Regions from separate parts of the Homo sapiens genome. Here region 1 is linked to region 2. The links are chromatin contacts, found by Hi-C or POLR2A ChIA-PET in ENCODE. All regions are on one chromosome and are shown on one strand. The core of a region is the stretch at or near the end of the contact, and the rest is flanking DNA. Distances in the headings are between cores, read along the strand shown.

Evidence for each region. Hi-C counts contacts between places; a loop is a spot of excess contacts on that map. ChIA-PET counts read pairs that join two places held with the same protein, here RNA polymerase II (POLR2A). Pooled maps may share reads with other maps.
Region 1: a map with no recorded cell type shows a loop between it and region 2 (2.0-fold over the local background). The contact joins two enhancer-like sites. A Hi-C loop is called at or near these places in 8 of 37 single-sample maps with no recorded cell type and 5 of 50 pooled maps. POLR2A ChIA-PET finds 5 or more read pairs at or near these places in 3 of 52 experiments (B cell, OCI-LY7 and activated B cell).

What each region holds. Positions count from the first base shown.
Region 1 is chr2:60,414,954-60,417,653 of GRCh38, forward strand. The region is part of intron 2 of LOC124906010; the gene reads right to left. Among named protein-coding and RNA genes, the nearest start is that of MIR4432HG, 25 kb to the left of the region's middle. Within about 2 kb of position 1,403, at least 6 of the 41 ENCODE cell types and tissues checked have a DNase peak (open chromatin) inside an H3K27ac peak, as active enhancers do.
Region 2 is chr2:60,316,747-60,319,446 of GRCh38, forward strand. No RefSeq gene overlaps it. Among named protein-coding and RNA genes, the nearest start is that of MIR4432, 69 kb to the right of the region's middle. RefSeq lists an enhancer at 1,321-1,380. Within about 2 kb of position 1,270, at least 5 of the 41 ENCODE cell types and tissues checked have a DNase peak (open chromatin) inside an H3K27ac peak, as active enhancers do.

The DNA of each region.
Region 1 (2,700 bases), core at 153-2,652, 98 kb after region 2:
CTAAAGTACTTCCCAAAGTGGCTGTGTCATCTTGCATTTCTAGTGAATGAGAGTTCCAGTTGCTCCACATCTTGGTCAGTGCCTGTTATTGTTGGTCTTTTTAATTTTGATCATTCGAGTGCATATGTAGTGATATCTCCTTGTGGTTTTAATTTGCATTTCCCTAATGACTAATGATGTTCAGCATCTTTCCATGTGTTTATTTGCCATGCCTTCTTTGGTGGAATGTCTGTTCAAATCTTTCGCTCATTTTCATTGTGTTGCATTGATTTCTTACTATTGACTTTTGAGAGTGCTTTATTTATTCCGGATACAAGTTCTTTATCAGATGTATTTTTTGCAAAAACTTTCTCCCAGTCTGTCTTGTCTTTTTACTTTATTAACAGTGTCTTTCGAAGAGCAAAAGTTTTAAACTTCGATAATGCCTGATTTATCAATTTTTTATTTAATAGTTTGGTTTGTGTGTGCATGTGTGTCCTATTTAAAAATTATTTCTCAGGCCGGGCACGGTGGCTCACGCCTGTAATCCCAACACTTTGGGAGGCCGAGGCTGGCGGATCACCTGAGGTCGGGAGTTTCAGACCAGCCTGACCAACATGGAGAAACCCCGTCTCTACTAAAAATACAAAATTAGCTAGGCATGGTGGCACATGTCTGTAATCCCAGCTACTCAGGAGGCTGAGGCAGGAGAATCGCTTGAACCCGGGAGGCAGAGCTTGCAGTGAGCCAAGATCGTGCCATTGCCCTCCAGTGTGGGCAATAAGAGCAAAACTCCATCTCAAAAAAAAAAAAGCATTTCTCTAATGCAAGGTCACATCGATTTTCTCCATGTTTTCTTTTATAGTTGTTGCCCTGCATTTAGATCTGTGATCCACTTTAAGTTAACTTTTGTGTGTGGTGTGACTTGTAGGTTGAAGTTCTTTTTTTGCATATAAATTCTAATTATTCCAGCTCCTTTGATGAAAAGATTGCCCTTTCCCCCATTAAACTGCTTGTGCATCTTTGTCAAAATTCAGTTAATCTTATATGCATGGGTCTATCTCTGGACTTTGTTCTATTGATCCTGTCTGTCTGTACACTAACACCACAAGTTTTGAAGTCAGATAGCACTGTATAAGTCCTCCAAATGTGTTTTTCTTTTTCAAAATTGCTTTAACTATTTTAGGCATTTGCATTTCCACATACATTTTAGAATCAGTTTGTCAATTTCAACAAAAAAAGCCTGCTGGGATTTTGATTGGATTTGCATTGACTATTGATCAATTTCTCTCCCTGTTATGTTTTAAGCTCCTGGAGGACAAGGAACCTATCTTGCATTTCCCCATGGTTCCTGAGCCATAGTAAACTATGTGCTTATCTCTGGCAATGCGGCTGTGATTGGGGGCGGGGAGGGTGAAAGCCAAGCGAGAGAGGGTAAAGCAGAAGGCAAGGAATGGTGTAGAGTCACAGGCAGACGTGAGGATGATGAATGCGAACTCTTGGCTGGTGTCATGTATTCTGGCAGTGGCACAAGGAAGTGGTGACTCGGGAGAGGCCAGTTTTCTTCTCATAGCCAAGGTCACTGTTTCACAATCAGGGAAAGTTGCAAGATCCCCAGAACTTGAGATTTCTAGGACAAGCTAGGGTTCCTAGAGTCTGGGATCTGGTGAACAATCGCCAAAGAATAGAATGGAAGTTGATTTCATGTCTGTCTGACTTTAGCTTCCTTCTAGAAAGAGCTAGAAAGGTCTCAGAGATCATCTAGTCCACATTTTATAGATGAGCAAAACAAGAACTGGAAAGACTGAGGTCACAGAGTTAAACAGTGAATTGGTAGCACCCTAAGACTACGAAAAAAATCAGGTCTTCTGTCCTCAAGGCTGTTGACCTTTTGGCTACATCACATCTCCCCCCACTTTTTTTTTTTTTTAGTAATGTTTGTCCTCTCCTGTCTGTCACCAGAGCCATTTACGTCACAGAACTGGAGCTCTTAGAAGTCAATCAGTTGGCTGTGCCAGAAAGTCAGAATTTGGTCTTCAAGTCCCCCCGATGCCTCCTCCTTTCCTGTGCATCTATCAACACAAGACATTATTAAGAAAGCTTAGTGACTTCTCATCAAAATCCCCTCTATAACCAGACTCCCTTTCCCTGCCATTTGCTTCAAGCCAGCTTTGGCCTTCCCAGGTATTTTGGTGAGATGGGATGGGCTATAAACCAGAAATCAGGGACATGGTTTTTAAACCACCTATTCCTTACTCATCAGGCAAATCACTGAACTTCTCCACCCATGGTTTTCTCTCTCAAATGAGGACGGTAATACTCACCCTATCTGCTTGAAGGCTTATAAGAACACAGTGAAAATAGAGCAGAAGTCCCCTCCAATGCCTACAAGGTGGCATATAATGGAAGATACAGGGAAGAAGATAACACACTCCAGAAACAAACTTTTTCTGAAACCTCACTGCCAGAAGCAGGAATTACAAAGGAGATTTATGGGTACATTGTCAGGCCTCTGAGCCCAACCTAAGCCATCATATCCCCTGTGACCTGCATGTATACATCCAGATGGCCTGAAGTAACTGAAGAATCACAAAAGAAGTGAAAATGACTTGTTCCTGCCTTAACTGATGACATTACCTTGTGAAATTCCTTCTCCTGGCTCATCCTGGCTCAAAAGCTCCCCCACTGAGCACCTTGTGACCCCCGCCCCTGCCCGCCAGA
Region 2 (2,700 bases), core at 20-2,519:
GATACAATCCTTTATTAAAGGTCACTATTTTTCACCAGCACTTAACACACACTTACACACAAATTGAGACTGGAGATGGAAAAAAAAAACTGGGGGCTGCATCGCATTGTATATTGTGCTTGCAAGATTTATGTCTTGTGGTCACCAGCAATAAACACACACTGCTTCGGTATTAAAGTTCACATTAATCCACTGATTCCCCCTCCCCTTGAAACCAGCCTCTTCTTTGCCAGGCAAACCTGGGCAAATGGAGACTTTTGTTCATCTCTTTTGTTCCTTTCCCATCTTTCCCTTCCCTTGTTGCAAGTTGTTTTTGTATTGCTTTGTTTTTTTAATTATTTTTGGTGTTGGTGTTGTTGACATGCTGCCAGGAACTTTACTCCTAGTTCCCTCTCTTGCCCAGTGAATGATGTGTACCCAGCATTTGGGTCCAAGGCCATGTGCTGTCACCATGCCCGAGATGCAGTGTCCATGGATCTGTATGAGTCTCAGACCTTGAAAAGCAAAAGTCAAGTTCTTTTATGAGCTGCTGGTGAAAATCCAGGGGAGCACCTTGGTTAAGCCAGTAACTATAAAGCCACCAACGAGAGTACCAGTCCTGCCTATCCATTATGGCATATATTTTATTTTAGTAAATGCTTCCAATACACCCAAAAATAGCAATTGTATTTTCCTCCAGTAACAGACAGTTCACATTGGGTTACCAAAGAACGTTAACAATAACAATCCCTGCATTCATAACAAAAGAGATTATCAAAGATGTCAGCCCGAGCTGTTAGATTAATTTAGGCAAGAATTGCAAAAGAAAATATTTAGGGGAAATTCTATGAATTTCAAATAGCCAGTAAAATGTATGATGTTGAGGATTCCACTCTGCTCCATAGCACATCTTTGCAAAGCTTTTGCCAGTGATAGATTTCTGAGCTATCAAAAGCACATTAATTTTTTCTGATTAAAACAGCTGTGAAAATATACAAGTGTAACTGTGAAAAATCCAGGGCTTATTGTAATACTTTAAGCAAAACAAGGATAAAAGATTTTTAAATACGGACTTGCCAAAAGTAAAATATCTAACACGAAGGGAGCTAATTCTGCGTGTGCTTCTGATATTTTGGCATAAATACTTTAATCCTCTTGTCCATCCCGTTGGCACCTCGTCTACAGTTGACTTGTTAAGGGCGAGTTCCTTTGTAATGTCGTCAGCACCTCTCCATAGTTATTGACTGTGCTCTCATTAAAACGGCAAGATCACAAAACAGCAGAAGTGAGAAGAGGTGGGGAGGCAGCCGGCTCCTCACTACAAAGGTATTCAAAAAGGCACGAGAACCTAAAGGAGAAATGAAAAAACATGGCAGAAGTGAAACTGTCTGACAAGGAGGAGGAGAAGGAGGAGGAGGACCTTTCTGGAGGTGGGGCCAGGGTTTAGAAATTCTGTTTTTGTGTTTTTGTTTATTAGAAAAATACACAGGGCGTCACCAAAGCCAAGTTCAAGTTGCTTGTAGTCTTCGTGCAGAGTTATGCCATGCTTGGCACGTGAATGTAGCACACACACACAGACACACACGCCTTGTCTTCTTCTCATTGCTTAAAAATAAATCCTTTTTGGAGGAAGATGTCGACTTCTCTTGCTAGCATCCCTGCTTTGGGTTTAGCTAGTGATGATTTCACTGTGGGCCCAGACTCCTCATTCCTCATCTATTGCCTTGAAAGGAGCGACCTTATGAATAAAGTCACTGTGTGATTCAAAAGCATGGTTGGGGTGGGCATGCTTATTCAAAACAAGCTGCCTTTTGAGGGGAAGCATCCAAAATGTAACCCCCTAACTCTGAAGACAGCGTAAAGATGAAGAAAAGAAGAGAAGAGAAAAAAGAAAAGAAGCTCTCCCTCCCCGCCCTGCTGCAGGCTGGACACACAGGATGGGGCTGCGTGCTGCGTGAGCCCTCTGCCGGCTCCCATTCAGATGGGCGTTCTGAGATTGGAGGCTTCGGGTCTGACAGTGAAGTTGCCAAGTGCTACCCATTCCCAACATAGAGCCCAGACCCAGCATTCTCCTGCCTCCGAAACAACGACTCTCCTGCATGCAAATGCCACTGCTCCTCCAATCTGTTAACAGAGAAATCTGCAGTCCCACTGTAAACATAAGTGTCTGGGATTCCAACCCTCCAGCTCCCAAAATGTGCAAAGGCAATGCACTAATGCACAAAACGTCTGGGGCTCAGCCGAGGCGTTACATCAGTCTCTACAAAAGGATACTTTCAGGACAGCCAAGGATGAAGAGCTGGATTCTGAGGGAGTCTGAGAATTGCTGAGCCAAAAAGATCCCTCTCTTTCCTCCCCTCTGTCAAACTTTTCGTGCTCTTGCCCCTCTCTTCCTCTCAACTTCCACCCCCACCCTCCTTCAGCCAGGTGATTAATTCCTGGCCCCTACAAGTCTCTAAAGGGATCCACCCTCCCTGCAGTGACACCCAGTGCTAAGGGCAGAGAGGAACAACCAGAAGCTCATCTGTTGTCACATGTGGCCAAAAGCCCCCTCAGGCAGGCTGAATGTGCCCTGGTCCTTAGACACCTGGGCACTCTGCTGTGCCCTGAATAGGATGCTCCGTGGTATAACCCAGCCGGGACCACAAGCCTGGCCACCATCTGGGGGTTCATGATGCCCTGCATCCCAGAAGGGTCCCCAAGATCCTTTGCAAAATACAG